Linked DNA regions of Mus musculus: all the other regions are linked to region 3. The links are chromatin loops, found by intact Hi-C in ENCODE. Cell type or tissue: left cerebral cortex. All regions are shown on one strand. Each heading gives the region's core, and the rest is flanking DNA. Links, peaks and the distances in the headings are about the cores only. Region 1 has its middle 45 kb from the start of Tnfaip8l3. Region 2 overlaps Gldn (gliomedin). Region 3 has its middle 16 kb from the start of Elmod1.

What was found. A loop is a pair of places that touch in the nucleus more often than their neighbours do. Peaks named below come from ENCODE experiments on the same cell type or tissue, not always from the same donor. Only the 100,000 strongest peaks of a DNase experiment are listed, where the experiment ranks them.
Region 1: a loop joins it to region 3, with 7 times the contacts of the local background. A loop is called at or near these places in 31 of 42 quality-filtered maps.
Region 2: it touches region 3 in a loop (6-fold over the local background); 24 of 42 quality-filtered maps call a loop at or near these places.

The regions. Positions count from the first base shown.
Region 1 is chr9:54,107,927-54,118,614 of GRCm38, forward strand. No RefSeq gene overlaps it. Among named protein-coding and RNA genes, the nearest start is that of Tnfaip8l3, 45 kb to the left of the region's middle. In left cerebral cortex, for the core only: a CTCF peak has its summit at 5,008; a DNase peak (open chromatin) is centred at 5,014.
Region 2 is chr9:54,332,382-54,343,069 of GRCm38, forward strand. Gldn (gliomedin) reads left to right here. Exons shown (of 10, transcript NM_177350.5): 6 at 822-941; 7 at 2,025-2,108; 8 at 2,275-2,400; 9 at 3,373-3,523; 10 at 5,955-9,396. The coding sequence ends at 6,435. Among named protein-coding and RNA genes, the nearest start is that of Gldnos, 36 kb to the left of the region's middle. In left cerebral cortex, for the core only: a CTCF peak has its summit at 4,628 (motif pointing left); a DNase peak (open chromatin) is centred at 4,608.
Region 3 is chr9:53,986,024-53,996,711 of GRCm38, forward strand. No RefSeq gene overlaps it. Among named protein-coding and RNA genes, the nearest start is that of Elmod1, 16 kb to the left of the region's middle. In left cerebral cortex, for the core only: CTCF peaks have their summits at 1,163 (motif pointing left), 5,079 (motif pointing right) and 8,705; DNase peaks (open chromatin) are centred at 1,171 and 5,082.

The DNA.
Region 1 (10,688 bases), core at 834-8,833, 120 kb after region 3:
CCACCACGCATCACAGGTAGTGGAAAGGAAAGGTTTATAAGGCAAAAGGAGGATGGATGTGAACCTTTTTAGAAATAGTTTTTTTGGGAAGATTCCAACTTTGTTGTCAAGATATTCGCATTTCAGTTCACACAAATCAGCAACAGTAGCTCAATATGCTCACAAACACCATTCATGAATCAGCATCTACAATTTAATCCAGAAGAAACTGCAAGGCTCTACCAATCAGCCTGAGTCCATGGAAATGGTAAGAACCCACGGGAATATCATAAGAAATTCTTTGGTTCACATCTCTACAAAGTTACAACAAATAATGATTAGCAAAGAAGGCAAGTGAACAAATGCCACAGCTTCTTCAGTGAAGACCAGCGACAGCAGAGCCCAAGGAAGACCAGCAAGAGCGGCAAGGCAAACCAATGCCAAAGCATTGTCCACTGTCTGTTATACTTGTACCCTTTTCAAACTTCACATGTCCTCTCAAGCATCTGCTCTAGCAAAACATCACATGCCCTTTTTCTAGGCAGTTTCTAGAAAAACATCACATGTCTGTTCTCAGCAAGACATCCTCCTAAATGTCTGCTTCAGCAAAACATTCTCTCATAAGACAGTTTCCAGAAAAACATCACATGACACAACTGAGTCTCCAGGAGAACCAGAAATAAATTCCCACCCAAGGCTGCTTTTTTTGTTGTTGTTATTCTCTGTGAAGATATAAGATCTCACAAGTAATATACAGTTTTGCATTAGCATAGGTACGGGGTGTGCAAAGTGAACAATTCATTTAATGAAAATTCCTTGTTCTCTGAGCAGATGAAAGACATCTATCTTTCTTAAGGTACTTTGGATTGTAACCAAACTGCAATATAAATTTTTATTTATGCTGAAAGATCCTGAGAGAGAGTAAAAAATTATTTAAGCCCCTAGACCTGTGTCCAAAATAGACCTCACTAATAGCAGGGAGTAAAAATTTTTATGACCCATTGTTCCAGGATGTACTAACCAAAAAGTAGGCCCCATTGTTCCAGGAAATGTTTGTACAGAATACTCTAACCGTTCCTTAAACCTGTTATGAAAACTTGCTAGCTTGCCAAATGCTATAGCCCAATGCCAGGTGTTTGCAGTTTTTGCCTTTATAAACTCCTTACCCCTTGAGCTCGGGGTCAACTCTTCTACCCCTGTGTGGGATACGAGTCGTACCCAGTGCACTGATCTTTCCTGAATAAACCTCTTGCACTTTGCATCAAGACCGTTTCTTGTGAGTGATTTGGGGTGTCACCTCTCCTGAGTCAGAACATGGGGGAGTCCTCACGTTGTGGGTCTTTCAATGCCTCTTAAAAGAATGAGATGGTAAGTCTTGAGAACTTTGTAGCAAAAGAATTATTGGTTATGTAAGCTGAAGTTTTGACTGAAGACATTTTCATTTCTCAGCTAGTTTCAGAGCTGTTCCCATATGAAGGAATCAGCAAATCATATTACTTCTTCTATTCGGTTTTTTTTATTTCTTCCTTCCTGTCTGTAGCAGAAATCATTAGGAGCTTTCCCTTTGTCATATCTGATTTCTAGGAATCCATAGTCTCTCCTTTCCTGTGGAAATATAGACAAAACCTCTTTCCCAGCATAACACATTCCTGTTCCATTCTGAGGTCAGAACATCTTGAAAATAAACAGGTTGGTTTAGTTCAGCATTTTTTTTTCATAAACGAATGTCTTTCAGCAGCTGTAGTTTGTTGTTGTTATTGTTGTTTTTCATTAGTGTTGTAATAATTATCTCTCTGGTAGTGTGGTTTCATGCTACCTACCCCAAAGTTCTAGGTTCCCGAATAAAAGACATGCACACAGTCTTTACATTTTGATATGCCTTAACCAGTTCAATAGCTGGGCCACTTCCTAACCTCCATGTGGTTAATCAACTTCCTTCTGATAATCCCAAGTTATTACTTACCAAATTCTCTATTCTACCTTGGCTGTCCTGAATCCAGAGGGCTGTCCAGCTGGGCTGCACTCTCCAGGCTAATTCACATGTTGCCTATGCCTCTCTGTCCTCCACTCTTCTCAGGTATGGCTTCTCTACTCTCCTTCTCCTGGCATGGCGAATCTCCTTCTTCCTCCTTCCTCTCTGTCCCAAGCCCAGAAATCCCAAAAGTCCTTATTCTGTCTTCTCTGCCCAGCAATTGGCTGCTGGCATCTTTATTTACCAGTCAGAACCAACTGGAGGCAGGGTCCCTCAGTGTCTTATATACATTCATGTAAGCAGTTTGGGGGACCAAAATTAACATTAATATAAGCAACATTAGGTCAAACCCACTATACATTAGCATTAAAAAGATCAAAATGAATAAAGCATTATGTAAGACTCTGAGAGTCTTTGTTATACCTATTTCTTAAGCATTTTTTGAAGTACAAATAGATATTTCCACAATTGCTTGCCCTGTAGGATTGTGTGGTATGCCCATAATATGTTTTATGTTATAATCTGTACAAAGATTGCTTCATTTTATTAGAGACATATGCTGGATTATTGTTAGTCTTAATTTGTACAGGTATCCCCATAATGACCACAACTTCTAATAAATACATAATTACAGAATCAGCCTTTTCAGAAGTTAAAGGAGTTGCCCATTGAAGTCCTGAACATGTATCTATAGTATGGTGCACATACTTACATTTCCAAACTCTGTTAAAAAAAAATCCACTTGCTAAATTTCATTTCTTTGGGTTGTTTCTTGCAGGTAATAGAGTTTGGTTATATAAAGAACATTTAGGACCTATTTTTAACAATTTCTTTGGCTTGCTGCCAAGTGATAGAAAATTCTTACTTTAAACCTTTGCTGTTAACATGTTTTTATGAAATTCTGGCACCTCAAGCACACTCCTTATCAAGGCTGATAAATGTCATCATTATCTTGTGTTAGAATATCTGGCAGACACATATGGGATCTGATATGGATTATTTACAATGGATTATTTATTCCTCTTTCTAATCATTTTTTTGTAGTTGAATAATCAATGAAGTCAATTCTGAATCATTCATCCTGAATAAGTCCAACAGTTTCTATACCAAAACAACCCTTTCTGCATATTGAGAGTCAGTTACCATGTAGGAGATTCTTGAAAATCTAGTTAACACCATAAGAATTGCATATAATTCTGATTTTTGAACTGACTCATAAGGACTGTCAACTACCTTATTATTTTTAACTCATATTCTGCCTTATCAGATTTATTTGTGTCACTATAAAGTGTAGGAGCTCCGTAAAATGGTGTCCCTTTTATTATATGAGAAATAATCCAATTATTTTTGTGTAAGAATATTTTTGCTGTTTGGTATTGGGACCAGTGAGAGGCCCCTCAGCGTGTTTTTAATAAGGGGTTACCCCATTTGTCTGTTGTTGACCCACATTCTTTAGTTCAGTGTTGGCCTTTGCCACATCTTTTGCATATACTAAAAGGCACAAGCTCTCTTTTGGAATCAGTTTGGTTTTCTCTGTCATTTTTTAAAAATTACTTTGTTCATCACAATTAAGACATTTGTGAGTTTGCCTTTTCTCACAACTGTTAGAAATGGCTTCTTCTATTCGGGTTATCTCAGGTAATCAATAAAATCTGATTATCAACTGTATTCCTAATCCATTCATCAATAGGTGGTGATCACGCTCTCAGCAGTCTGATCACCTCTTTGAGGAAAGATTCGATTAGTTCCTTCCTAACGAGTAGAACTGATATCTTTCTATCTTTAGCTGAAGTTAATCTTTGAAAAAAGTCAGTGAATATTTCTTTTGGAACTGGTATAACCTGAATGAATGGTTTGAGTCTTTTTCCTGTCTCTTCAACCTTGTCCCAGGCATTTAAGGCGGGTATGTGACATAATGCCAAGGTTTCTTCATCATATGTGGCTTGTATGTCTATCTCAGCATATTGACCTTCACCTAGCAGCTGATCTTAATGTCTCTGGCTTTATTTCTCTGTGCTGTCTCCATAGCCTCTTCAGTCTACCATGAAAGCCATTGTAACTGTAGCCCAGGTTCTAATATTGCTCTTCTCCCATCATTCCGAAAGTCTTGGGGGATTGTTCTATTTTTGATTGCCCAAGAAGTCAAGATTTGTTTTATGATTGGTGAATGCATTCAAAATTTAGTAACACTTTTGTTAACCTTTCTCAAATCCAACACATCCACAGGGTGTCATTTGTATCCCTCATAAACCTGTGTGTGTTCTGCGTCTGCTGGTCCTTGTTGTGTACTAACCAGATGAGTGGAAGGTTGTTTTCTAACAACTTTTGGTTGACTTTATGTTTATCTTCTGTCTCTACATGAATATTTTTCTTAGCTTTAATTAATTAATGTTTTGAACTTCTCTTTTAAGGTCTTTGTCCATATTCTTTATGTCACTTGTTTTTGTATGTCTGCCATCTTAGCATTCTGTTCAATCTGATTTGTAAGTTCTTGTATCTTCTGCTCTAATGTCTCCTCTAAATTTTCTCTCCATGCCTCATTTTTCTTCCACTTCTTCAATCTGATCTATAAATTTTTGAACATTTTGTTCCAAACCTTACTTCTATGTTTTATTTTTCTGTGTTTTGTATCTCTAATATCTTTGTATCTTATATCTGTATCTTATTCTGATTTATTTATTTTAGTAAGGTCTCCTGTAATGTTTGCCTCCAAATTTCACCCATTTCTTTTCCTGCCTCTCTAAGTAGTCTCCATATTCTGACTTATAAATTTTTATTCTATCCTATAATGTTTGACACGATAAACTAAAATGCTTATTAAGGTAAGAATGAAATTTAATAATATAATAAATGTAACCAGCAATGTGTCATTTTCCTCTGTTTTCTATCCCCTTTCAACCATTTAAAATAGTATTACATAAAATCCAAAAAGTCTTTATTCTGTTTGTCATCTTTATGTGTCTATTTCTCTCCAAAATTATTTAACCTCAAACCCCTTTTATTTGATCAGTTTTCTGTGCTTCAATTTGTTTTGTGTTCTTTGTCTCCCTCTGATGTTCAGCTCAGGACACTGCAGCAGTTGGTCTTGTTTTAGCTATCCTGTTTTGTTTTTGTTTTTTGTTTGTTTGTTTTGTTTTTCTGTATAAAGTTGAGAATTGTTCTTTCAAGAGCTGTAAAGAATTGACACTGTTGGTCTTCAAATGCTGTTGCCATTCCCTTCAGCTCTCAGAAACTAAGCCACCAACCAAAGAACATACACAGGCTGGTCTGAGACCCCTGGCACATATATAGCAGAGGACTGCCTTGTCTGGCCTCACTGGGAGAGGACTAGCCTAATCCTGTAGGGACTTGATGCCCCAGAGAAGGGGGATACCTGATGAGGAGGAAGAAGTACTCTCTCAGAAGTCAGTGGGAGGGAGAATGGGTAAGGAACTCTGGAAGGGGGATTAGGGGGAAACATTTGGGAAGCAAATAAATAAAATAATTAATTTTAAAAATTAATTTAAAAAAACAAAAAGAAAATATCTGTAAAGAATTATGTTGGAACTTTGATAGGGATTGCATTGAATCTGTAGATTGCTTTTGGTAAGATGCTCATTTTCACCATGTCAGTCCTCCTGATCCATGAGCATGGGATAGCTTTCCATCTTCTAAATGGAAAGAATTATACCATCTAGAATTGGTGTAATTCTAGATAGCTAGAATTACACCAAGATATCTTGTACCATTTGTGCCTATTGTGAGGGATTTTGTCTCCCTAACTTCTTTCTCAGCTCCTTTATCACTTCCATAAAGTAAGGCTCCTGATTTCTTTGAGTTAATTTTGTATCCAGCCATTTTGTTGAAGGTGTGTAGGAATTCTCTAATAGAAATTTTAGGGTCACTTGTGTATCATATCATATCATTTGTGAATAGCAATATTTTGAACTTTGTGTCCCTTTGATCTCCTTTAGTTGTCTTATTGCTCTAATAGAACTTCAAGTACTAGACTGAAGAAATAGGGAGAGAGTAGACAGACTTGTCTCGTCTCTGACTTTAGTGGACTTGTTTTGAGTTTCTCTCCATTTAATTTGATGTGGGCTATTGCCTTGCTGTATGTTGCCTTTATTGTGTATGTTGTATCCCTGATCTCTTCAAGGCTTTTAACAAGAAGGAGTATTCGATTTTGTCAAAAGCCTTTTCAGCATCTAGTGAGATGATTATGTGGGTTTTTCCCCCCTATGGTGGATTAAGTTGATGGATTTTTGTCTATCGAACCACCACTGCATCCCTAAAATGAACCCTATTTGATCATGGTGGATGATGGCTTTGACATGTTCTTGGATTTAGTTTGTGAGTATTTTATTGAGTATTTTGCATCAATGGTCATAAGGGAAATTTGAATGAAATTCTCTTTTTTGGTTGAGTCTTTGTGGGCTTTAGGTATCAGGGTTTCTGTAACCTCATGAGTTTGGCAATGTTCCATCTGTTTCTATTTAGTGAAATAGCTTGAGAACTATTGATATTAACTCCTCTTAGGAAGTTTTGAATGTCTGGTAGAATTCTGCACTAAAACCATCTGTCCCAGGGCCTCTTTTTTTTTTCACTTTTAATGATTGCTTGTAATTCCTTAGGGGTTATAGCATTATTCAGATAGTTTAGCTAATCTTGATTTAACTTGGGTAGTTGGTTTCTGTCTAGAAAATCATCTATTTCACTTAGAATTTATTCAAATTTATAGAATTCCATCTTTTCCAATTTTGTGGAGCACAGGCTTTTGAAGTAAGGCTAATGATTCTTTTAATTTCCTCAGTGTCCATTGTTATGTCTTCCTTTTTATATCTGATTTTGTTAATTCGTATACAGTCTCTTTGTCTTTTAGTAAAGTTGTCTAAGAGTTTGTCTATCTTGTTGATTTTCTCAAAGAATCAGCTCTTGGTTCCGTTGATTCATTGTATTGTATTGTTCTCCTTGTTTCTCATTGATTGATTTCAGTCCTGAGTTTGATTATTTCCTGCTGTCTATTCCTCTTGGATGTGTTTGCTTCTCTTCTCTTCTCTTCTCTTCTCTTCTCTTCTCTTCTCTTCTCTTCTCTTCTCTTCTCTTCTCTTCTCTTCTCTCCTCTCCTCTCCTCTCCTCTCCTCTCCTCTCCTCTCCTCTCCTCTCCTCTCCTCTCCTCTCCTCTCCTCTCCTCTCCTCTCCTCTCCTCTCCTCTCCTTTCCTTTTCTTTTCTTCTCCTTTCTAGAGCTTTCAGATCTACTTTTAATTTTTTAGAATGAGAACTCTCCAATTTCTTTTCTTTCTTATTTGTTTGTTTGTTTGTTTGTTTGTTTTGAGACAGGGTTTCTCTGTATAGCCCTGGCTGTCCTGGAACTCATTTTGTAGACCAGGCTGGCCTCGAACTCAGATATCCACCTGCTTCCCAAGTGCTGGGATTAAAGGTGTGCACCACCACTGACTCCAATTTCTTTATGAAGGCAATTAGTACTGTGAACTTTCCTCTTAGCACTGATTTCATAGTGTCCAGTAAGTTAGGGTATATCGTGCTTTTAATTTTCACTGAATTCCAGAAAGCCTTTAATTTCATTTTTATTTCTTCCCTGACCCAGTGATCACTGAGTAGAGAGTTGTTCAATTACGATGAGAATGTTCTTTCAAGAGCTGTAAAGAATTGACACTGTTGGTCTTCAAATGCTGTTGCCATTCCCTTCAGCTCTCAGAAACTAAGCCAGTTGTTTGTTGTGTTGGTTGTTGTTGAAGTCCAGCTTTAATTCATGGTGATCTGATAAGATGCAAAGGGTTATTTAGATTTTCTTGTATCTGTTGAAGCTTGTTTTGTGGTAAATTTTGGAGAAGGCCACATGAGGTGCTGGGAAGAAGGTTTATTCTTTTGTGTTTGGGAGAAATATTCCAAAGATAGCTGCTAGTTCCATTTGAATCATAACCTCTATTAGTTTCATTATTTTTCTGTTTAGTTTCTGTCTTGATGCCCTGTCCATGGGGAGAGCAGGATGTTGCAGTCTCCCACTATTAATGTGTAGGGTGGGGTTCAATGTGTGACTTAAGTTTAATAATGTTTCTTTTATGGTGTTGGTGCCCTTGCATTTACAGCATAGATGTTCAGAATTGAGATGTCCTCTTGGGGGATTTTTCCTTTGATGGGTATTACATGTCCTTCCCATTTATTTTGTTTACTTTTGGTTGAAAGTCTATTTTATTTTATATTACAGTTGTTACTCCAGCTTGTTTCTTAAGTTACTTTCTGTAATTTTAAAAAATATTTTTATTATGTATTTTCCTCAATTACATTTCCAATGCTATCCCAAAAGTCCCCCCACCCCCCACCCCCACTTCCCTACCCACCCATTCCCATTTTTTGGCCCTGGCATTCCCCTGTACTGGGGCATATAAAGTTTGCAAGTCCAATGGGCCTCTCTTTCCAGTGATGGCCTACTAGGCCATCTTTTGATACATATGCAGCTAGAGTCAAGAGCTCTGGGGTACTGGTTAGTTCATAATGTTGTATCTACAGGTTTGCAGATCTCTTTAGCTCCTTGGATACTTTCTCTAGCTCCTCCATTGGGGGCCCTGACTTTCTGTAATTTTAATGTTGGTGGTGGAAGTGTGTGTTTGCATGTCTGTGTGTGTGTGTGTGTGTGTGTTTTCTCTTCTATTGATTTTAATAACATGAAATTATTTATTTCTTGTTTTTTCTTGAGTGTAGTTATCCTCACTGGATTGTATTTTATTTGTTTTCTAGTATCCTCTGTAGGGCTGGGTTAGTGGAAATATATTATTAAAATTTGTCTTTGTCATGGAATATTTTTGATTTTTCCATTTACAGTGATTGAAGGTTTTGCAGGGTATAGTAGTCTGGTCTGACATCTGTGGTCTTTGGGGGTTTGCAAGACCTCTGACCAGACCCTTAGAGTCTTAGCTTTTAGAATCTCAGTTGAGAAATTGGATATAATTCTGATAGTTCTACCTTTATATGTTACTTGTCCTTTTTCCCTTGCAGCTTTTGATATTCTTTCTTTGCTCTGTACACTTAATTTTTTTATTATTATGTGGTGGGAGGGTTTTCTTTTCTGGTCCAATCTATTTGATGTTCTGTATGTCTCTTGTACTTTTATAGGCATCTCTTTCTTTAGGTTAGGGAAATTTTCTTCTATGAGATTATTCTTAGGTTTAGTCTTTTCATTGTGTCCCAAATTTCCTGGATGTTTTGTGTCATGAACTTTTTAGATTTTGCATTTTCTTTGACTGAGTGCTGATTTTTTCTATCATATATTCTATGCCTGAGATTTTTTCTTCCATCTCTTATATTCTGCTGGTGGTGCTTATGTTTGTAGTCCTGTTCTCTTCCCTAGATCTTCCACCTCCAGGATTCCCTCAGTTAATGTTTTCTTTATTGCTTCTATTTCCATTTTCAGGTCTTGTACAGTTTTATTCATATCCTTTGCCTGTTTGATTGTATTTTCCTGTATTTCTTTATATTTGTTTGCTTCATCTTTTAATGCCTCTACCTGTTTGAATATATTTTCTGGTATTTCTTTAAGAGATTTATTCATTTTCTTGTTAAAGGCCTCTATCATCTAAAACTGGATTTAAGATTATCTTTTTGTGCTTCAATTTCATTAGTATATCCAGGGTTTGCTGAAGCAGGATAGTGGGCTCTGGTGGTGCTATACTGCCCTAGGTCTTGTTGATTTTGTTCTTCTGCTGGTCTTTAGACATCTGGTTTTCCCTGGTGTTGGTTGGGTGATCCTGATGGTAGCAGGACTTCTCAGGAAGGCAGGGGGAGCTGTGAGCCAGATGATGGAGGTCAGGGTAGTTGATTTCTCTGGCTCTACCTCAGGTAGACCCCACTGGAAAGGGGTTGGTGGGACAATGTTCCAAGCTGGCAATTCTTTCCTCCCCTGTCCCCTCAGGCCTCCACAGGAAAGCAAGACACTCTTGGTTCCCTCGAGGCTCCTCGGGAAGGGGACTGAAGGGCAAGCCCAGAGCTAGACAATGGGAAAGGGAGGTGATAAACATGGTTGAAAAAGGCAGGCAAAAAAAAAATACAAGAATACTTGTCAGATGAAAAATACAGGCAGTTATTTATAATAGCCAGAAGCTGGAAAGAACCCAGATGCCCCTCAACAGAGGAATGGATACAAAAAAATGTGGTACTTAGCTATTAAAAAGAATGAATTTATGAAATTCCTAGGCAAATGGTTGGACCTGGAGGGCATCATCCTGAGTGAGGTAACACAATCACAAAAGAACTCAAATGATATGTACTCATTGATAAGTGGATATTAGCCCAGAAACTTAGTATACCCAAGATATAAGATACAATTTGCAAAACACATGAAACTGAAGAAGAACAAAGACCAAAGTGTGGACGCTTTTCCCCTTCTTAGAATTGGGAACAAAACACCCATGGAAGGAGTTACAGAGACAAAGTTTGGAGCTGAGACAAAAGGATGGACCATCTAGAGACTGCCATATCCAGAGATCCATCCCATAATCAGCCTCCAAACGATGACACCATTGCACACACTAGCAAGAGTTTGCTGAAAGGACCCTGATATAGCTGTCTCTTGTGAGACTATGCCGGGGCCTAGTGAACACATAAGTGGATGCTCACAGTCAGCTATTGGATGGATCACAGGGCCCCCAGTGGAGGAGCTAGAGAAAGTATCCAAGGAGCTAAAGAGATCTGCAACCCTGTAGGTGCAACAACATTATGAACTAACCAATACCCCGGAGC
Region 2 (10,688 bases), core at 1,251-9,250, 350 kb after region 3:
TTGGTAGGGTGTGGTGGCTCCCGCCTGTAGTCCCAAGCATGGGGAGGCTAAAGCTGCACTCTTGCTTCAGGTCTGATTACACGGTCAGACCAAGGTCCCACAGTAAACAATAGTGGAGTCCAGTGAGGCTCAAGGTTGGTCTGCTTCTCCTACCTGGCTGTCAAGTAGGAGGGTTTCAAAGGACAGGTGACCAGTCTCCCCGAAGGCACTCTGAGTGTCTCTGGGGTTGGACAGTAATCAAGATCTGTAGGAGATGAGGATCAAGCTCAGTAATAAAGTGTTCATCTGGCTTGCAAGAGCTGCTGGGTTAAATTCCCCACCACAAGGAGAATGGGAAGGATGGCCCGAGGGAAAGGAGAGGAAGGTGAGGAAGCAGTAGAGGAAGCAAAGGAGGGGGACGGGAGGAAGAAGAGTTCCTTTGGGATTTTAGAAAGTCAGAACTGGGATCCTCTGGCACTGCAGTGACAATGGCCTGGCTCTGCTGAGAGCTACCAGAGCTGAGATCCTGCTCTGTCCACTGGTGACCTCAAGTCACCACGGCTCCCTAGCAGAACGCTCCTGAGAGGACCCCACTTCCACCTCACAGAGAGACTTGGAACAATGAAGGGAAGACTGATAAAACTCTCGGCACAGCTCTTACAGATAGTGGATCAACAGGACCTACTATGGTAGATCTTTAATTCAGTGAAGACAGAACAAACCTATGTCATCTCTAGGAATGGGTGCACACACTCCAGAGCTGCTGCTCCCTTCTCTCTCCCTAACTGGAATCTGTCCCTGTGGAGAACGTTGTATCAGTCTCTCCTTTTCCTTCTCTCTAGGTGCCAAAGGTGACCAAGGTCCCCCTGGCCCCCCTGGACCTCCAGGGCCTCCAGGCCCTCCTGGAAGCAGAAGATCCAAAGGCCCTCGGCCACCAAACGTGTTCAACAGCCAGTGTCCAGGTTGCCAAGCCCTGCCCACAGGGATCCCACTCCTTATGCTAAAGATACCCTCTTCCAGACTTTGTGGCCAAATTTTGAAAGGAGATATTGTCCTAAATGAGACTCATCCTTGAAATATGCTCCTAGGAAGTCTGAATGCCTGCCCTGGGAGTGAGGACTATGGTCAGGCCCAGCACCGAGCCTATTGCTCCTTCCCTCACTGGTCTCCCCACGCTTACCTCCATGATGGGACTCTTCCTGGCCATATAACCCTCTCCCCCACCCCCACCCCCAAGGAGCAGGGTTTTATTTGGTTTGTTTTTAATTACTGTCACAAATCCAAGACACTGTGCCACTAGGTCCCCTGAGAGCAGCATCTTGAGGCCTAAGCTGTTAGCAACAAATTCCTGAGAGAATAAGAAACTGGGAGATAGTGGGGCAGGCAAATTGGTTAACACTGTGCAGAGAACAATCATAGAATCGCCATCACTATCCATAGTATGGGGGGGGGTGTTGAACCCAGAGCCCCATGTTTACCACTAAGCTATACCTGCAATCCTCTGCCACTTAGTTTTGAGTGCTAAGCCTGCCAGGCACAGTGCTCAGTACTCATTTCTTCCGATTCCCATGACTATCCTAGGCTATGCTTCTTTCTAATTCACAGAGAGAAAACAGACAGCCAAGGAGTGACCTGGCCCCACTCAATTCAAAAGTTCCTTAGAAACAAATGATAATAATAATGGAAAATATTTCAATAGTGGATTTAGAACTAGAGGTTACCCAGAATGCCTTGCCTGTCTTAAAACTACAAGGCACAACTTGAGCTGCCATTTCAGCAGCAGCTGTGGAGGAGGACCAGGACTTTCTCCAAACGCCTGCATTGTTTGGAATAGTGTTCTTCCTGGATATTCCCAGGGAATGGACCCAGCTATCAGTGAAACTCTGGTTGGGAGTCTGAGGCTTGGGCTTGCTAAAAAGCAAGCATCCAAGAAACATGGTGGAGATGTTATAATGGGTACATTTGGGACTTTTCGAGGAAGTGGAGGTTATAGATACAAAGCCACCAACCCATTGTGACAACCGCATTGATTGTTGTCATTGTAGGGGAGACGTGTGTCATACCCAATGATGATACCTTGGTGGGAAGAGCTGATGAGAAAGCAAATGAACGCCATTCACCACAAACAGGTACAAACCCCAGCACCTGGGCTGGGGTGCACCTTAGTGCCGGGTGTGTCTCTCACCTTCACAGGCCCTGAGTTCAATTCCCAACACCACACACAAAAATTCCATTTGGAAATTCAAAACTGGATGCCTTAATTGGCTGGTATGTAACTCTCTTTTCTTCTGACAGAATCTATGATCACTTCCATTGGCAACCCAGCCCAAGTCCTAAAAGTGAGAGAGACTTTTGGGACTTGGATGAGAGAGTCTGCTAACAAAAGTGACGACCGCATTTGGGTGACTGAACATTTTTCAGGTACTTCCTTCCAGAGATGGTCCATTTGGTGCAATCCGTTGCCTATCTTCAAGCTTATTCTATACCCATGTGTCTGAGATCTCCACTAGTGTTAGTATAAGGCTCCTCATCTTAAAAGGCACAACTAAATGTTTAGAACACTTTCCTAGCTTGAACGTGTTGGTTGCAAGCTTGGTAGTTCAGGTCCCAGACACATGACAACTACAGGGTAAACTCAGTGATATCACAATAGCCAGACGGAAATAAAGAGCACGACAGCCACAGGTTTTATCAACTAATCCATACCATGGAAGAGATATAAAAGACAAATTATGGCCTACAAATACTAACCATCTGGCTCTGTGATCTGGCGTGTTCCGGATGATATGACCTTAGCTATAAAAGCCGAATTCTGTGCGCACAGCCTATTGTTCTCTGAGTTTGATACCATCCTATGAGAGTACATTTGGCCATATTTCTCACGTATTTGTTGGATGGCGCCCAGGGGAGAAGACAAAGAGCCAACTCACAGCCTCTCCATGTCCGAACTTAGGCCTGATCACACTGTCCCCAAAGGATGTAGTTAGAGTGGCTGGTGGTAATAAGAGTGGCTTCATTCCAGAAGGGTCTGACAGTACACATCAGTTGGCAAAAAGCTAAGAGCCGCTGCTTTCCTTCATCAACACTAACTGATGAGTTCAGTAGTAACCTCTGTCTACCAAGCTGGGGGCTTGGGGCTCAAAGGAAGAGTGAAATGCAGTATAGGGGCAGCAGTGGTCTTGGTGCTCAGGAAGGGATAGGAGGCAGCAAGCTGTAGCTGTCCAAACACCAAATATTTGTTCCTGGGGCAGGCTTGTGCACTTTGATTTTATAAATGCTAAAGAGCAAGGTGGGTGGGAGGGGACAGATATTCTCTCGGCAGCCTGACCGTTCACGGGCAGTGCTGTCCTTGCTGGTGGGTAAGAGTCTCCCTCCTCCCCTCCCCTCCCGCAGGCATCATGGTGAAGGAGTTCAAAGACCTGCCGGCGCTCCTCAATAGCAGCTTCACCCTCCTCCACCTCCCACATTATTTCCACGGCTGTGGGCACGCTGTTTACAACAACTCTCTCTACTACCACAAAGGAGGCTCCAACACCATAGTGAGGTGAGCCGCCGTGCCGGGCCATGGCGTGCAGTGTCCCCCACAGTGTGCACACTATGTCCCTCACAGTGTGCACACTGTGTGTTGTCTTCTGCCATTGTCTAGATGTGTTCTGTCATCTTTATGTGCCTAGGCAGATCAATCAGGGTTTGTCCCCCTCAAAGGAATGGTAGAATACAGTGAGGGAGTCCCACACCCAGGCCCCTGATGATGTGCACCTGTCACAGAGTTTGCTGTTGTGAGAAAGATGGTCGTTGTTATACTCAGAGTGTAGTAGTCTACCACAGTCTTACCAAGTTGCCTAGGCTGCTCTTAATTTCTCTGTGTTGCCAAAGAAGGCCTTGAACTTGCTGTTATAGACCACTCACAAGTGTTACATACCACCAGAGTTCCTTTATTTAAGCCTGTGACTAGGCATTGACTCCTGCCACAAAGAACTCTTCTCCCTATGTAAGGCAGAATAGGGTTTATAAAGAAAACCCAGAATTACATCAAACCAGAGGCAGCAGGGGGTCGACATTTTCAAAGGTTTCAGCTCAGTTGATAAAACAGTTGGTGTTGTGAAACAACAGGTAGAAACAACAGGTACATGAGAGCACTCTGCTCTGCAGGATGTCCCCAGTGGGGACTGCGGAGCAGTGAGGTGAGGTGCAAGCTGGAGTTAGCCAAAACTAGGACCAAAATGGTCACTTGGGGGCATTTCACTTATAATCCTTCCACCTCAGCCTCCCGAGTCCCCCAGATTATAGCTTTGTACCACAAACAGGCTTGGGTGGGCTGTGCTGACTGGGTAGGGGACTTCTCCTCAGCCTAGGCCTACACCAAACCACAGGCCTAGAGTAGGAGGAGGAGCAGGGTGTATCGAAGCTGCAGTTTCTGTGGACAGACAGACACCTGCTCCCTCAGCCCTGGGGCTGGACCACAGGACAGAGTTGCTAGCAGTCAGGCGCTGGTATGGCTGAGTCCTTCCCAAGTGCTTGCTCTTCTCAGACCCCTTTCCAGTTTAACTCAGGTTTCTTAGTCTGCTTCTGTTTGCTGTGCTTCCTAAATGGCTAGCAGTCATGGGATCCTCCTGTGCTCTGCCGCTCAATAGCGCCCTCTGGTGTTTTCTTTTAGCCCAATATCCCTGACTTATTCCCAGATTCAGCTAGTGGTTGAATCATAATTCACTTTTTTGATATTATTTCTGTTTGGAGTCTTGGAAATCAGATCCCAGAGCTAATGGGCATGGAATCCCACACAAGAAAATTGTTTTCACAACCTTTACTATATCTCTTCTCAGCTAGTGGCCTTTAGTTTAAATTTCTCTTCTCTCTCTCTCTCTCTCTCTCTCTCTCTGGATATTTTATTTATTTATATTTCAAATGTTATCCCCTTTTCTGGTTTCCCCTCTGGAGACTCCCTATCCCATCCCCCACCTGCTTCTATGAGGGTGCTCACCCACCCACCCTACCTCCCCACCCTGGCATTCCCCTACACTGGGGCATGGAGCCTTCACAGGACCAAGGGCCTCTTCTCACATTGATGCCCAAAAAGGCTATCCTCTGCTACATATGCGGCTGGAGCCATGGATTGCTCCACGAGCACTCTTTGGTTGGTGGTTTAGTCCCTAATTAAAATTTCAGCATGAAATAAAGGAATAACCAGCCAACTTGGGAGTTTTAAAACTTAAATTTAGGGGCTACAGACGTATTTCAATTGAGGGAGTGTTCGAAGCTCTGGGTTTGCTCTTCAGCACACTATAGAAGCAAGGCTTGATGGTGTAATCCCAGCACTTGGCGGGTGGAGGCAAGAGGAGTAGATGTTCAAAGCTATCCAAGCCACATTGCTAATTTGAGGACAGTCCTTAACACCACACTACTGCCTCCCTTGCTTCTGCTAGCACAGGCTAGTCACTGCCTTCACATCCTTGCTGCTCAGAACATCTCTGAAGGACAAGTAGAAAAGTTTCCTGGAGCCTTTTGGCAACAGAGAGCTCCAGGCCTTAGTCCACTCTTGGTAACTCAGCTTAATAAGGAGCACTACAAATCACCAGTGTCCACCAACATGTGTGGCCTCCAGCTTTTCCATCCGGTCCCTTCATTCTGACTCTGAGATGTCTTATATATGGATAAATACTTAGGCTTTGGCTTGTTCCAGGACTAGCTTGTAACCTATTTAACCCATTTATTTGATTTTATGTCTTCCACACAGCTAGTTACTTCTCGGGTCATGCAACCATCTTCTCCAGAGCTCAGCTCCAATCTCCAGAATCTGACTCTTTCCCAGAACCCCCCCCTCTCTCCCTGCCAGAACTCCCACCTCCTATGTCCTGCCTCAGTTCATTGCCATAGGCTTTTTTTTATTGACGGGTGATGCTTCCACACAGTTCACGAGAATTCTTTCTACAGACATGTTTACTCCACTCTAACTTGCTTTTCGAAAAATGTTTCAGATTTGAATTTGGGAAAGAGACACCTCAGACTCTGAAGCTGGAAAATGCTTTGTATTTTGATCGAAAATACCTCTTTGCAAATTCCAAGACTTACTTCAACATAGCAGTGGATGAGAAGGGCATCTGGATTATCTACGCTTCAAGTGTGGATGGCTCAAGCATCCTTGTAGCACAGCTGGATGAGAGGACATTCTCCGTGACACAGCACATCAACACCACATACCCCAAATCCAAGGCTGGCAATGCCTTCATAGCCCGAGGGATCCTCTATGTCACAGACACCAAAGATACGAGGGTCACGTTTGCCTTTGATTTGTTAGGAGGAAAGCAAATCAATGCAAACTTTGATTTCAGAATGTCCCAGTCTGTTCTTGCCATGCTGTCATACAACATGAGAGATCAGCATTTATACTCGTGGGAAGATGGCCATCTGATGCTCTATCCTGTGCAGTTTCTGTCAGCGGCATCAAGTCAGCGGTAGGGTTCCCTCGGCTGTCTGCTCCCTCTCTATACTCCACATTGTCTAGGGTTTGGTCAAGCCCAACAGAAAGCTAGCCGGTAAAGGATACCCAGGCACTCGGAGCGTAAGCCCATGCCACGGGCTCTTGCACAAGCGGCGAGTCCGCTCTAAGCCAGGTTGTTGAAATAGCTACAGATTAGAAATGGATGTGGAAGAGATCTGGTGACCCAGTATCCCTCCTCAAACTCAGCAAGTTAGCTCTCCCCCGACCGTAGCGTCCCCATAGGTAATACGAAACATCTGAGTATGACTGACATTTCCTCTTCCTAGATGAAATTCTGTGATTCTTGCCTGATTATATATTAGAATGCTTTCTGGATTCTTTTTTTTTTTTTCTCCACATGTAAGTGAGCTTACTTGCAGCTTGAGGGGTGGGCCTTTCAGTGATGACTTATTTGGTATTTAGGGAAGGTGCACTGGCTCTTATGGCTTCTAAGGTTTTATTTTATTCATAATTTGTTATTTTCTCTGAATATTCACCTACCACTACAGAATGATCATTGTTTTCAGCTCCTAAACACAAATCCAAGATTAATAAACAAACAAACAAACCATGAATAGATACAGGCTCAGAACTCTAAATGGAGCTGCATCAGGCCCATAGGCCATCTAGATGCTGTCAATTTCTGATCATATTGTTTGCTGCTGGGAAAGTAAACAGGATATCTTCAGTTCGTGGTCCCTTTTGCCAAGGCCATGGGATTGTTATCAGAGTGTCAAACACTAAGTGGCCAATAATCTGGTTAGAAGCATGGAAACATGATGGTTTTTTCAGAAAACAGGCACCATTTATACTTACTGTTTAGAATGAGGGAAGGCAATTGGCTCAAAGGCCAAAGTCAGCTTAGCTCTTTTTCCTGTACCATCGCATCCCTGCACCTAAGAATCTCGCCTCAGAGTGTGTCAGCAGTGAAGCAGAGCCGCTCTGTAAATCCTGAACCATTACTGCCTGGCCTTTACAGAAAGAAAGAAAAAAAAATGTTGACCTTTCATCTAAGGACAGGGAACGAGCCAGGTTCTCAGAAGGGCTCACTCCCTGAGTCTGGTTAGGCTTTCTACGGACTGACAGGCAGCATTTTATGTGGCTTGGGCTTTGGCAGAGGGAACAGCTAAGGACAGCATCAGATGGAGTAAGAGAACCTCCAGCCGTGGAGATGTTCACTCCCACGTGGTCCTCAAAGTTGGGTCTGTCCTCTTGGATAGCAAGGATCTAGTTTAATTGGTTCCTACAAGACCTTAAATAACCACGTTCTCTGTCAACTCATTGAGTTCCAGGCAGGCCTGTGGAGCTTCAAAGAGGAAGCTGTGGATTTCATCGCCCCCCCCCCCCCGGAATATAGAAAAAGACACTACAGAAACTGTCCAGGAAAGACTGGCCAGCTGTTCCAAACCCACTCTCAGTGGGCCTGTGACCTGGTTTAGTTTTTTTAATAGAAGCATCTTGAGGCTTGGGGTATGCATTTTAACTATTTAACTTTCCCTGCCCTCTGAAAGCACCCAGGCAGCTGTTACTGGTGAACCTGTTGAGTTCTCAAGGTCATGGGTCCCAAAGCTTCCCCACTTCTTGATTAGATGGTTTTGCAGTTGGTCATCACAGCTTTTAAAGATATTCTCTCAGATTCATTTGTTGCAATGTAGAGTTCTAATGTTTCATCAGTGTATCTAATGAATGGTATTGTTCTTTTAAAGTATTCAAATATGAGATACTGTTTCTGAGTGCGGTAGACCTGGATATACATATAATTCCATTTTTTTATTACTTAGTAGCATTGCTGAGAATAGATACAATACTAATTGTACATACAAGCAAAATAGTTTAGTTATTGAATTAGCTCATTTTTAATATCTGAACTAGCAAATGTCTTAGCTTTCCTTTACTTTTTTCTTTCTTTTCCTTTCTTTTCTCTTCTTTTCCTTTCTTTCCTTTCCTTTTCTTTTCTTTTTTTTAAAGCAATGTCTTTGTGTTCGCCCAGACTTATCACAAACTCCTGCTTCAGATTCCTGGGTGCTGGGACCACAGGCACAGTGGCTCTTTGACTCTCTTAATTGTGTGTAAGGAATCATACATATACTCACGATTAGAGAAACTCGTCTGAAGATTTTGTTTCTTTTCATGGTTGTTTCTTTCTTTCTTTCTTTCTTTCTTTCTTTCGTTATAGTGTAGTGGGATTAGAACAAGTAAGGTTGACTGGTGTTTAATGAATTTATCTTTGCAGAAGGAAAGGAATTAAGGTTTTATTCCTTTTCTTGCAAACAGGACTTCATTCTATATCACTCAACACAGTGTTTCAGGCTCACTGCTAAAATAGTGTGCACATCTTATATTTTTAAATGAAGATAGTAATCAACCCTGCTGTCACTTGTAGCCAAGCTGTTCTAAAAGCACTTCATTTATGTCTGTATGAAATCAAGTGATTCTCCAATTCCTCTGAAATCTAAAGTAGATACCATTATACTAGAAACCACACCTTCCAGCTTCAAAGGTAGGCCAGACTCAACATTTACAAAGCATTTCTATTAACTAATATAGAGTCCAACTAAGGTTGCAGAGTTGGCTCTGGCCTCAATGTATCATGTATCAATGTATCAGAGAACGTGGTCCGGGCTGAATATTTCAGATCAATTCTGGTGCTGGGCTCATTCGAAGTCTTTTTACCCTCATAATCAAATGACAAGGTGAGATGACAAATGAGGAAGCACAGTCCTTGAAAAGTCACTCGTCATCCTCCAAGCATAGCAAGTACCTTACTCAGGCATTGCCTGTCTGGTGTTGAGCTACCTGAAGGAAAAGTGGGGGGTGGAGCTCTTCAGTTTTCATCAGTGCTGTGGCCTTATTTATCTCATAATCTCCCATCAGTAACCACAGATTCTAAACGACCAGCAAGTAACAGTTGTAAGTAGTAAAATAAAATTATCCTGAATATAATCACATGTAGAAACAAGTGTATTGTTATTTTTACCTCATGGTGTATGCACATGTGTGTGTGTGTGTGTGTGTGTGTGTGTGTACATTGGGGTAGAATTATCTTGGTGGTTTCTCTGTAGAAACCCTGTTTGCTAGTTCTGTCAGAATACTGGGCAATCTAAATTAACACAAGACTGTTCTTGCTATAGGAAAACATGGAAACTAGACATGTTCTAGTATGTTCTCCGTTGTTGTGATGCATACACCCTGATGACAAGCAACTTGGCGAGGTAACTTGGGTTTATTTGAACTTACACTGTAGTCCATCATATAGGAAGCCAAGGCAAGAGCTAAGGAAGAGGACCATGGAGCAAGGCTGTTTTACTGCCTTGGGCTCAGCCAGCTTTCTCCCACAACTCAGAACCAAGTGCTCTAGTGTGGCTCCGCCCACAGTGGGCGGACCTTCCTAAATCATCAACCCAAACAATTGCTCACAGGCAGGAATGCACACTAACATGATGGAGACACGTTTTCATGGGACGTTCCCTCTTCCCAGATGCATCAAGTCAACAGCCAAGATGAGGTGGCACAGAACTGTATACACAGAAACATATATACAGTGGAGATTGGATAACACGTGGGGCAAGGTAACGGAAAAACTATCCAGAATAAAGAATAAAAATAGCAACTTTAAAAAAACAGATTTGTCTGAATTTGGACCAGTCCCAATTCCTTGGAAAAGAATGGACTACAAGTGTGCTGGATAGTTTTATATCAATTTAACACACTCTAGAGTCACTTGGGAGGAAGGAACTTCAATTAAGAAAATGCTTCATAAAATCTGACTTTACATAAGTATGTAAGGCGTTTTTGTAGTCACTGATGTGGGAGGGTCTGGTTTATTGTGGGTGAGACCACTTCTGGGCTGGTGGTCTTGGGTTCTATAAGAAGCAGGCTGAGAAAGCCATAGTAGCAAGCCAATAAGCACCACCCCTCCACGGCCTCTGCACCAGCTCCTGTCTCCAGGTTCCTGCCTTCCTCCAATGGTGAACAGTGAAGAGGAAATGGACACCAAATAAACCCTTTCGTTCCCAGTTTGCTTTTATGATCATAGTGTTTCACTGCAGCAATAGAAACCCTGACCAGGACACTTACTTTCCTTACATTCTATGTGGAATGCTCTAAAAACCGCATAATACTTAAGAAATTATCCTTGTTCTGTTCCTAAGGCATGGACACAATGTCACTAATTTCTGTGTGCTGGTTATTTTGATTAGGCAGGGAACACCATCAATCCACTAAAAAATGG
Region 3 (10,688 bases), core at 985-8,984:
TGGGTTAAACTTTGAGATGGGTGGGTGGCCCCATCCCTTGACCAAGGGCCATGACCATCTACTGGAGGTAGTCTCAACAGGTTCTATATCCCCCTTCATATATCCCCTGTGCATTTTAGCTAAAGTTATCCCTGTTGGGTCCTGGTAACCTCATGTTTCCTTGGTGTCTGGGACCCTCCAATAGGTATCCCCAGTTTCTCATTCCCCCTGTTACATATTTTTGTTCAATTTCCTGACCCTCTGTACCTCTCTTGCATCTCCTCCAGGTCCCCCTCTCCATTTAGAATTAGTTTTTTGCCTGGTGATTGATAGGAATCCAATTTCATTCCTCTACATGTGAGCATCCAGTTTCCCCAACATCTTTGTAGAAAATGTCTTGTTTTCAGTGTGTGTTGTAGATGGAATACTTACACATATTCCTGTTGGGGTCTTGGATATGACTCCGCTGGTCTCTGTATCTATTTTTGAGCCAGTAACACATTGTTTTAATGACTATAGTGCTGTACTATAACTTGAAGTTTGGAATGGTATTGAGATTGTTTTGACTGACTGAAGTCTTTTGTGATTCCATGAAAGTTTTAGATTAATTTTCCTTTCTTCTTTTCTATTTTGTAAAGAATGTGGTGGGGCTTTTGATTTGCACTGCACTGAAACGGATTATACCTTCAGATAGACACATCATGCTCAAGTTATTAACTCTACTGATCCAAGAGCAGGGTCTGCCTTTCCGTTTCCTATCCCCACCACCACCACCTCTTTTCCCTCTCTTTCTGTTTCTCCCCCTCCCCCTTTCCTTCTCTCCTGAAATTTAAAGTTTTCCTTGTAGAGGTCTTTCACCTCCTGCGCTAGGGCTTATTCATAAATATTTAAATTTCTTTCAGGTTATTGCGAAAGTGAGTGTATTCGCCATCTCTTCCTTATGTTTTGTTTTTTGTTGGTGCATAGTCAGGCTATGGACTCATGCAAGTTGATTCTATACACGGGCACCTTGCTGACATGGTGTTTTATTTCTAGTCTGACATGGTGTTTCATTTCTAGACGTTCTCTGGCAGAACATTGAGGGTCTCTTACAGATAGTATCATGTCGTCCACAAACAGGGGAGTTTGACTTCTTCCTTTCCTATTTGTGTCCCTTCACCTTCCTTCTCCTGTCCTAGTGCTCCCTCTAGTGCTCTGAGCACAGTCTTGAAAAGGATGGGATTAGCAGACAGCCCTGTTGTATTCCTGATTCCAGTGAGATTGCTTCAAGCTTTTCTCCATTTAGGCTGATGTTGGGCTTAGGTTTCTCATCTACAGCTTTTAATATGTAGGAAAATGACCCTAAGGTCCCTCTAGCCCTTCTATCACTGGGACATATAGGATTTCAGGGAAGCTTCCCCCCCTATATTTATGGAGATGATCAGATTGTTTTTTGTCTTTCAGATCATTTATGTGGTTCGCTGCATTTAGTGACCTGTGTGTGGTGAGCCAACTTTGCATCTCTGGGATAAAGCCAACTCAGTCATGGTGGATAATCTTTTTGATAGAAGTCTGTATTTGGTTTTCAAGTGAGCATTTTTTAATTCTATGATCATTAGGACACTCTGTCTCTTTGTCTCCCTGTCTCTGTCTCTCCATCCTTCCCTCTCCCCTTTCCTCCCTCCTCCCCTACTTTCTTCTCTCCTTCCTTTCCTCCCCTCCCTCCCTTCCCCTCCCTCCCTTCCTTCTTTCCTTTCTTCCTTCTTTCCTTTCTTCCTTCTTTCCTTTCTTCCTTCCCTCTATCTTTACCTGGTTTTAAATTGCCCAAAACTGGTTAATAAAAGATTTATAGAAGGAGTTTGAAAGCACTCCTTCCATTTCTGTATTTTTATTTCTTTCTTGACCTGTTCATTATGCATTATGTAATGAATGAGTTGTTTAATCTCCAGTTGTAGGGGACCTGATGTCCACTTAAGTCCTGTGAGGTCACCAGGCACTCATGTGATGCTCAGACATAAGTGCAGGCAAAACAACTATCTCCGAAAATTTAAAGATTAAAAAAAGGAGTGAATGACTATACCTCATGATTATTCTCAATTCAATGTTAGTATGATTATCATTATTTTAAAAAATTTTGTTGATTCTTTGTGAATTTCACATCATGCATCCCAATCCCACCCATCTCCCCGCCCCTCCGTAGCCAATCTCTGCCCTTGCAATCTCACCTACAAAGGAAACAAAAGAATTTAAAAAACTAAAAGAAATCATCTTGTTGAGGAAGCTGTGGTGTGTCACACAGTACACCCTTTTGCCCAAACAGCTTTACTTGCAAATATCTATCTATCTTAGTCAGGGTTTCTATTCCTGCACAAACATTATGACCAAGAAGCAAGCTGGGGAGGAAAGGGTTTATTCGACTTACACTTCCATACTGCTGTTCATCACCAAGGAAGTCAGGACTGGGACTCAAGTAGGTCAGGAAGCAGGAGCTGATGCAGAGGTCATGGAGGGATGTTCCTTACTGGCTTGCTTCCCCTGGCTTGCTCAGCCTGCTCTCTTATAAAACCCAAGACTCCCAGCCCAGAGATGGTCCCACCCACAAGGGGCCTTTCCCCCTTGATCACTAATTGAGAGCATGCCTTATAGTTGGATCTCATGGAGGCATTTCCCCAACTGAAGCTCCTTTCTCTGTGATAACTCCAGCTGTGTCAAGTTGACACAAAACTAGCCAGTACACCATCTTAATGAGCCTGGTTCTAGGCCTCTGGCTTCTGCTACACTATCAATACTGGGTCCTCACTGGGACTCCTCTCAGACGTCCTGTTGTTGCCCTGTGTCATGGAGATCCTGCAGCTTTGGATCTGTAGAACCAGCCCCTTCACATGCTCCAGCAGATCATGTTAGTGTGGACCAACTCAAAGATATAGATTTGTGTTTGGGTGGTAGCTGAGTTAGTTGGTCAGCCTGCCAGCTCTCCTGAGCTCATGTCACTAGGGCCAGATCTCCAGTACTGTCCCTGCAATGGTGGGGCCAGCTGTCCTGCTCTCAGACCTTTGGCCTGCTCTTCTGTGCCCACATTACCAGAGCTAGTTCTCTCATGCTGCTCCAGCAAGGGTGGGGATGCTCTCCTCAGTGCTTCAGCCACAGAGGGACAGGGTCAACTCAGTGCAGCCCTTGGACAACAAAATGGTCCGAGGCAGCAGTCCACACCAGGGACTTCCACATGGCCTTTGGTGGTAACATGGACCATGGACATCAACACAGACCCCTGCTTATGCAGGGCCACTGACCCAGACACGGTCCTCAGTAGCAGCGTGGACTGGGCCTCACATGCCCTCAGGTGGCAGCCCAGGCTGCTCACATCAGGCTATTCCTCACCATCCTCACTTTTCCAGTTCTGCCTCTCTTCACTGTGCACACACCACTCTGCTTCTCTTTCTCTCCCATCTCTCCACCATTTACTCGCTCATCATAATGGTTGACAGACCTCTGGGTGTCCCGCACCCTACCCATGCCACAGTGGTGGACAGGGGCATCAATTGTCATTGTTTCTAACAAGTAATTATTATAATCTGCTGCTAGGTTACTCGCTGGCTCCTGCTGTGTTGAGGTGAGGATGCATCTCAGTGGCGAGAACCTGCCTTTCCTTCTCTGACAGGGGTCAGAATCTGTGCTCTCTCCGTAGTGTATGCAGTGGTAGACGCACTTGCTCTCATTTTAGTGTATAGTGTGGTGGGTGCACTTGCTGTCATTCCTCTCTGACCCTTGCCTCTTCCAACTGCCCAGACTACAGGCATAACACAAAGACAAACGTTATAAATGGAGAGCCACTAGGAGCCCACTTTTTGGGGACAAGTGAGCCAACTGGAAGGGAGGATGTGTGACATCACACCAAAGTATATTTCTCCACCAAGCCACCAAAGTGCCTTATGTCCTCGGGAACAGGGTGTCCCCTTTTCATTTGTGGTGGCCATGAAAGAGTGATAACAACAGCTATGTCTTTTCCTTTTTATTTACTTACTTATTTATGTATTTGCTGTTTGTGCGTGTGTGCCTATGTTTGTCTGTCTGTGCTCTTCTTGACCAGTAAACTCTAGAAAGGTTTTCCTAAGATATCTCTCTCTCTCTCTCTCTCTCTCTCTCTCTCTCTCTCTCTCTCTCTCTCTCACATAACCCAGGTCCTGAAATTACTTACATTGTGCTATAGCTCTCTGTAACTGTGGCATAACAACTACATGGGTGCTGGTATACAGCATATATATATACTCAACAAATGAGTATGCTGGTATGCAGGTAAATGAGTAGGTGACACGTAGTTCTATTATCTCACACCTGAATGGGAAAACATTGGACACGGTGGCACCCGCCCATTGTACCTGAAACTGAGCGGTAGGTGCTGAAGGATCATCATCCATTTATAGCACCTTGACCTTGTAGCAGAGACATGATGTGCAGGGCCATGGCTGAGCAGGACTACTTAGACAAGCATAGCTCTCACCTTCCAGCCAACCTTTGTGTGTTGGAGTGTGGAGGGGAAGAGGGCCTCCATGCTGCCTTCCAGACTCATAGCTTTTTGGGGGAGAATCCTATGCTTAAGTTCATTTTGACTTATTCGCTTTTTTACTTCAGTTTTAAATCTGATGTAACTGGATTTTATCTGGAATTCAGCAAGCCCTACTGATTGTCCTGCCTCTGTTACCTTCAGGACACATTATGTCACCACCTGGCCCAGGTCTTCTTCCTGAGCATTGAGCAAGCCTTGAAAGAAAGTGGCCTCTCTTAAGTCTTTTAAGTTTATTATTATTACAACACATTGCCAATCACCAAGCATTATTATATATTTAACATTTACATTATTTCTGGGAGCTATTGAGGGGAGAGGAAAGAGGCCTAATAAGATCTCTTGGCCCTCTTCCCGGTGCGGTCATAAATCTCTCTGTTCTGCTTTTTACCATCCTCTTGGCCTCTTAGCTCCTCCCTTCCAAGATCTGCATGCAGTGATTCTTCCAGGTTTTCACTTACTCACTTATTTCTGTGTAATGCATTCGTTTCTACAAGAGAGGGTCCCTATCTACATTGAACCAGCCATCTGAAGCATCATTTGTAGTTATTACATACAACGGCCACTAGATGGCACAAGCTCCCTTTAGTATGGGATGGAGTGTGCTGGGCACTCGTCCTTTTTCTCTCCTCCCCTTGTCCCCTCCTGTTGATTCTTTGGATTCTCAGTTTTTCTTTACCCTTTATTCTTTCTGTGAATTTTAGACATGCCTGCTCCACAGAGAGTCTCCATCCCCAAAGACAATAGTGAGAAACTCTGAGCAACACAGTGTGTGCCTGATATTTCCCAATGTCACTGACCTTGAAGGAAAATGATTTTACTCTATTCTGACTGGTGGGTTTCTGTGGAGCACGAGAACCGTGCCTCAAGAGGAACTGGTGGAACTGGCGAGGTAGAGCATATTCAAACCCCCCAGAAATCTCAGAACTTGAGGCCAGCAGGAGTGGAACTGGCTTCCTCCAGGTTTCTCCGCCTGCCTTGGAGGTGTAACCAGGCAGCCCTCAACCACGTGGTCACAGGTAGTCGGGTACTTACCAAGCACCTGGAATGCCTCTCCATGCTAATGAGGCATTTTAGTAGCCTTAGCCTTCAGCCAGTGACCTTTTTCCTCCCTAGATAGTCTCACACCCTTCCCCTAAACTATACAAACCCACCCCAAATAAAGGAATGTAAACAAGCTAAGATCATCCCAGAAAGCGGCTTCATTAAAGATTGTCAGAGAAGGCCTTTGCCTGAAAGGACCACAACACAGAGAAGGACTCCCCCTCTGCTGCCCCCTCCCACCCCCACCTCATTCCCCACCCTTCATTCCCTCATCCCCCATCTTACCCCACCCTCCTATCCCTCTCCACCCCCGACATCCACGCCCCCAACCTCCCCTGCTCTGGACCTCGATCCCAACTGGACCAGTATCCCACCTGTCCAAGACTCTGCTTCACCCCATCCTGCCCTGATTGGCAGTGGTATCTGAGATCTTGGAGGGAAGAGATGGACTGTGGACCCCACCTGTTCCAGACTTCACCCAGTCCTCTCCGAGCAGGTGTATCAGTGACATCCGGATACCCTGACATTCTGGAAGAAGCATCCCAGTACATCATCCTGTAGTCTTTCCCCTCATACCAACAGCATTTATTTATTTGTTGAATATTTATGTATTTACTCATTTATTTATTTAGAGGTGCACATATCTGTGCATGTGAAAATAGAGAGAGATGGAGACAGAGACAGACATACAGAGGCAGAGACAGAGAGACTTTGAAGGCCAGAAGAAGGTTTTGGATCCACTGGAAATGGAATTACAGAAATTTAAAGGAGAGAACCAACGGACAGTTTGCCGTCTGACCTCCAAACACTCACTATGACATCCTTGCTGCTCATCTCCCCACTAAATAAGCAAGTAAATCAATGGGTCCTGCACACATGGCTTCCACCCCCAGCCACACAAAATAAAACATTAAAAACTGGCTGGCTTTTGTCACAAGTCAGAAGACTCACAGTGAGGGTCAGGTTGAGAAAAGAGGCTAGTAAGAGTGGGCCAGGTTCCATTTCTACAGAATTAAATCTTCACTGTTCCACTTCACAGTCCAATCTGCCCTGTGCCAAAGACTGTAGTACTGGCAAAAGTGTCCAGACAGACTAAAGGCATCTCCAAGCAGTGACAGAAATGTAGGGAGATTTTTGTTGTTGTTCTGTGTTTGCTATGTAGACCAGTCTGACTTTGATCTTGCCTATCCCCTGGTGTATGCCTCATTGTGATGGTTTGCATATCTTTGGACCAGGGAGTGGCACCATCTGGAGGTGTGGCCTTGTTGGAATAGGTGTGACCTGGTTGGAATGGGTGTGTAACTGTGGGTGTGGGTATAAGATCCTCACCCTAGTTGCCTGGAAGTCAGTCTTCCACTAGCAGCCTTTGGATGAAGACATAGAACTCTCAGCTCCTCCTGCACCATGCCTGTCTGGATATTGCCATGCTCCCACCTTGATGATAATGGACTGAACCTCTGAACCTGTAAGCCAGCCCCAATTAAATGTTGTTTTTTTATAAGACTTGCCTTGATCATGGTGTCTGTTCACAGCAGTAAAACCCTAACTAAGACACTCATGAGTGCCAAGATTAAAAGCATAGGCCACCACACCCAGTTTAGTATGTGTTTCTTATATTAAATATTCAACATCACTCAATAAACATGTAGAAGGTGCCTGGCATCTTATTTTATAAAATACATAAGAACAAATTTCAGAGGCTCAAATACTTTTATGTCAAAAAACCTCATGCTATAGAATGACTTTGAAAAAAAAAATTCCAGTTTCATGGATCTAAAGAGATGGATCAGGAATTAAGAGTAAGCACTAGCTGCCCTCCCAGAGGATGTAGGCTCAGTGATCTCTCTTAAGTGGCAGCCGACAGCAGTCTGTAACTCGAAGACCAGCACAAACACTAAGACCAAACCTAGCCATCCCTTTACACCTAAGCCTAACTAGAAAACCAACCTTGGAAATACGACCAATGCTCTCCTTAACCCTATTTACAACCAAAACCTTAGTCACTAGCCCTAACCCTAACCCTAACCCTAATCCTAACCCTGTCTAACCCTATCCTTGACCCAAATCTTTCATTAATCACAATCAGACACTAGTCAACACCCAAAACATAAACTGAAATCTATCCCTAACAATAAAACTAGGTCTGAAACTAATCGTAATACAATTTCTAACATTAGCTGTAGCCCTACCCTAAAGTTCACTGGACACTATTTCTAGTTTTAGCTCTGAAACTAATCGTAATTCTAAATCTTACTATAGCCACACATAGCTCTATTTGTAAGCTTACATCTAACCTGAAACCTAATTATAGCTCTAACCTTATCTTAAGCCTATGGCTAGCTGTAACTGAACTCAGACTCTTCCCCTAAAGTTAGAGTTGCAGTTAATCATAACCCTAACATAAGATCTAAACGTTACCATAGTCTAAGTTAGCCTTAAATGAAGGGTTAATTACCTAATAGTCTCATACCTAACCATAAACTTAATAGTCACTCTAACACTAATATTGGAAATGAATATAAACTGCCTCTAGTCCTAACACTAAACCCAACCATGACCTTAATGAGACCCTAGCAAAAACCTTGACCCTATATTTAGCCTATATATTAAGGTTATATCTGAAAATAACCATAAACCAATTTCTTACATTAGTTTTACCCCTTACCCTAATGCTATACTAAGCTTTACCCCTCCCCTGAGTCCTAAGACAAATCCTAGCTCTGCCATGACCATAAATCAAGCATAAATATAACCCTCACATACCTATATCTATAGGTATAGACCTAACCCTATTCCTAACCATTGCCCTAAACTTACTGTAACCTTACAAGCAAACTTAACTACCATAACCCCATCACTGATCATAACCATAAACCTAGCACAAACAATAGCCACATCATGAACTTAGCTCTAACCCTGTGTATAACTTAACCAGAAAAACTAAGCAAAGCTCTACAACTAACCCCAATATTGTCTCTAACTCTAGTCTTAAGCATAAAATTAACCCTCAACGTAGTCCTAATTCCTTCCTAAGCCTGAACAATGAACCTTAACCCTAAATAGCTCTAGGGTTAGACCTAACTCTAGTAGTAACCCAACACTATCTCTAATCCTAGACATAACTTGAACCAAACCCTAGATGGCACCATAAACTTCCAAACCCAAATATATAAATGGCCCTAAACAAAATTCTAACCTTAAATCCTGGAGGAGCCTTTAGGTCCAGGACTTCTTTTTAATTACCCAAACTGGATATTCCAGGGGCTTCTAGAGGGACAAATGTGTCCCATGTCTAACTGGTGTTTAACAAATTGTTCTAAAATTGTTAATATCTCTGTGTTTAAAGGCCATTCTTATAGTCACATAGGATCTTCTGTGACTCATTAATAAGGTATTCAACAGTGACCCTTAGACTTGGGGGTTCTTTAGATCTTGATATTTTTAGTAATCTTCTATTTGGAGGCATTCTCCCTCTTCTCCACTAGCAAGGACCACATTTAAATCTTCTAAGAAAGTGCTTGCTGACAGGAGCCTGATATAGCTGTCTCCTGAGAGGCTCTGGCAGTGCCGGACAAATACAGAGGTGGATGTTTTCAGCCAACCATTGGACTAGCACAGGGTCCCCAGTGAAAGAGCTAGAGAAAGGACCCAAGGAGCTGAAGGGGTTTGCAGTCCCATAGGAGGAGCAACAATATGAACTAATCAGTACCCCCAGAGCTCCCAGGGACTAAACCACAAACCAACAAGTACACATGGTGGGATTCATGACACCAGCTACATATGTAGCAGAGGATATAGCCTTGCCAAACATCAATGGGAGGAGAGGCCCTTGGTCTTGTGAAGGCTTGATGCCCCAATGTAGGGGAATGCCAGGACAGAGAAGCAGGAGTGGGTAGGTTAGTAAGCAGGGTGGGGGTGGGGGTAGGGGTGGGAGTGGGAGAGGGGATAGAGGGTTTTCGAAGGGGAAACCAGGAAAGGGGATAACATTTGAAATGTAAATAAAGAAATATCTAAGAAAAAAGAAAAAAGAAAAAAAGAAAGAAAGAAATTTCTACACAGCAAGTTAGTGGCCATATTGGCCACTAGGGGTCTAATGGTCCTGTTTGTTCTATCTGGGTCTGTCCAAAAGGTTTGGGTAATGAATGCTCGGAAGCGACCACCTACCCCCATCAGATGAGGTCCTGGTGGGGAGGTTCAATGTGGAGGAACCTAAGCTCATTTTTGGATGATCTTATCTGTACCTATGTCCATTACCCACTTAAAACTTGTACTTATCAAATTTTATTGAAAGTTTAAGGTGAGATTTTCCCCAGTATGTTAATTACCTGGTGGTCTCGTGGGTTTTGCTCTGACTGATGGGTCTGAGGGTTGCCCCACAAGGAGTTTGACAGTGGCAGAGGTTTGCTATCTTTGTCATATCTGAATTTTTAGTCCTTTTTTTTTTTTTTCCCAATGAAAGCCTTTCTTGCAGAGGGGACAACTGGGTTTAGGAGGTTTAAGGGCAGTCAGGTCGTTTGTTCAGCAGTCTTCTTTTTAGTGTCTCTCCACATTAAAAATGTTTTGAATTAGATTGTGTGACAGCCACATAGGCTTGAGTGAGAGAGGATACCTGAGATGAGGCAGACGCAGTGTCCTGGGTAGCCATGATCCCTTTGTCACAATGTTCACATTTTGTTCCTGGCATGCCTGTCTGTGTTCTAGGGTCACCCTTCCCAGATAAGGTTGTTTAGGACCATTGCTTTGGTTGGCAGGGTCTGCTGTTTTTCTGTCTAAATTGGCTCGAACAGTTAGTATAAAATTCTGGAGAGTCTTGGCTGGTTTTTGTTTTAGGAAAGTCAATGAAGAGGCCTCTCCCGGCCCTGCAGACAAGGGAGTTAAGCCACCCCAGGCCTGGAGTGCACATAGGCAAGCTAAGGTTCCTCAAAGCAGCCAGCAGGGAGTATGTCCTGCTGAATTCCTGTGGGGAAGTTACCCTGGTCGAACAGTTGGTCATAGTTTCAGTTTATTAATTGAGTGGGGTGGTTTTGTCCTTGGCATGGTCCTATTTGCTGATTATGTAATTCCTTTTTTATTACTCTGCATCTGACATTCATCTCTAAATGAGGCTTCTCATTTTACAAACAGG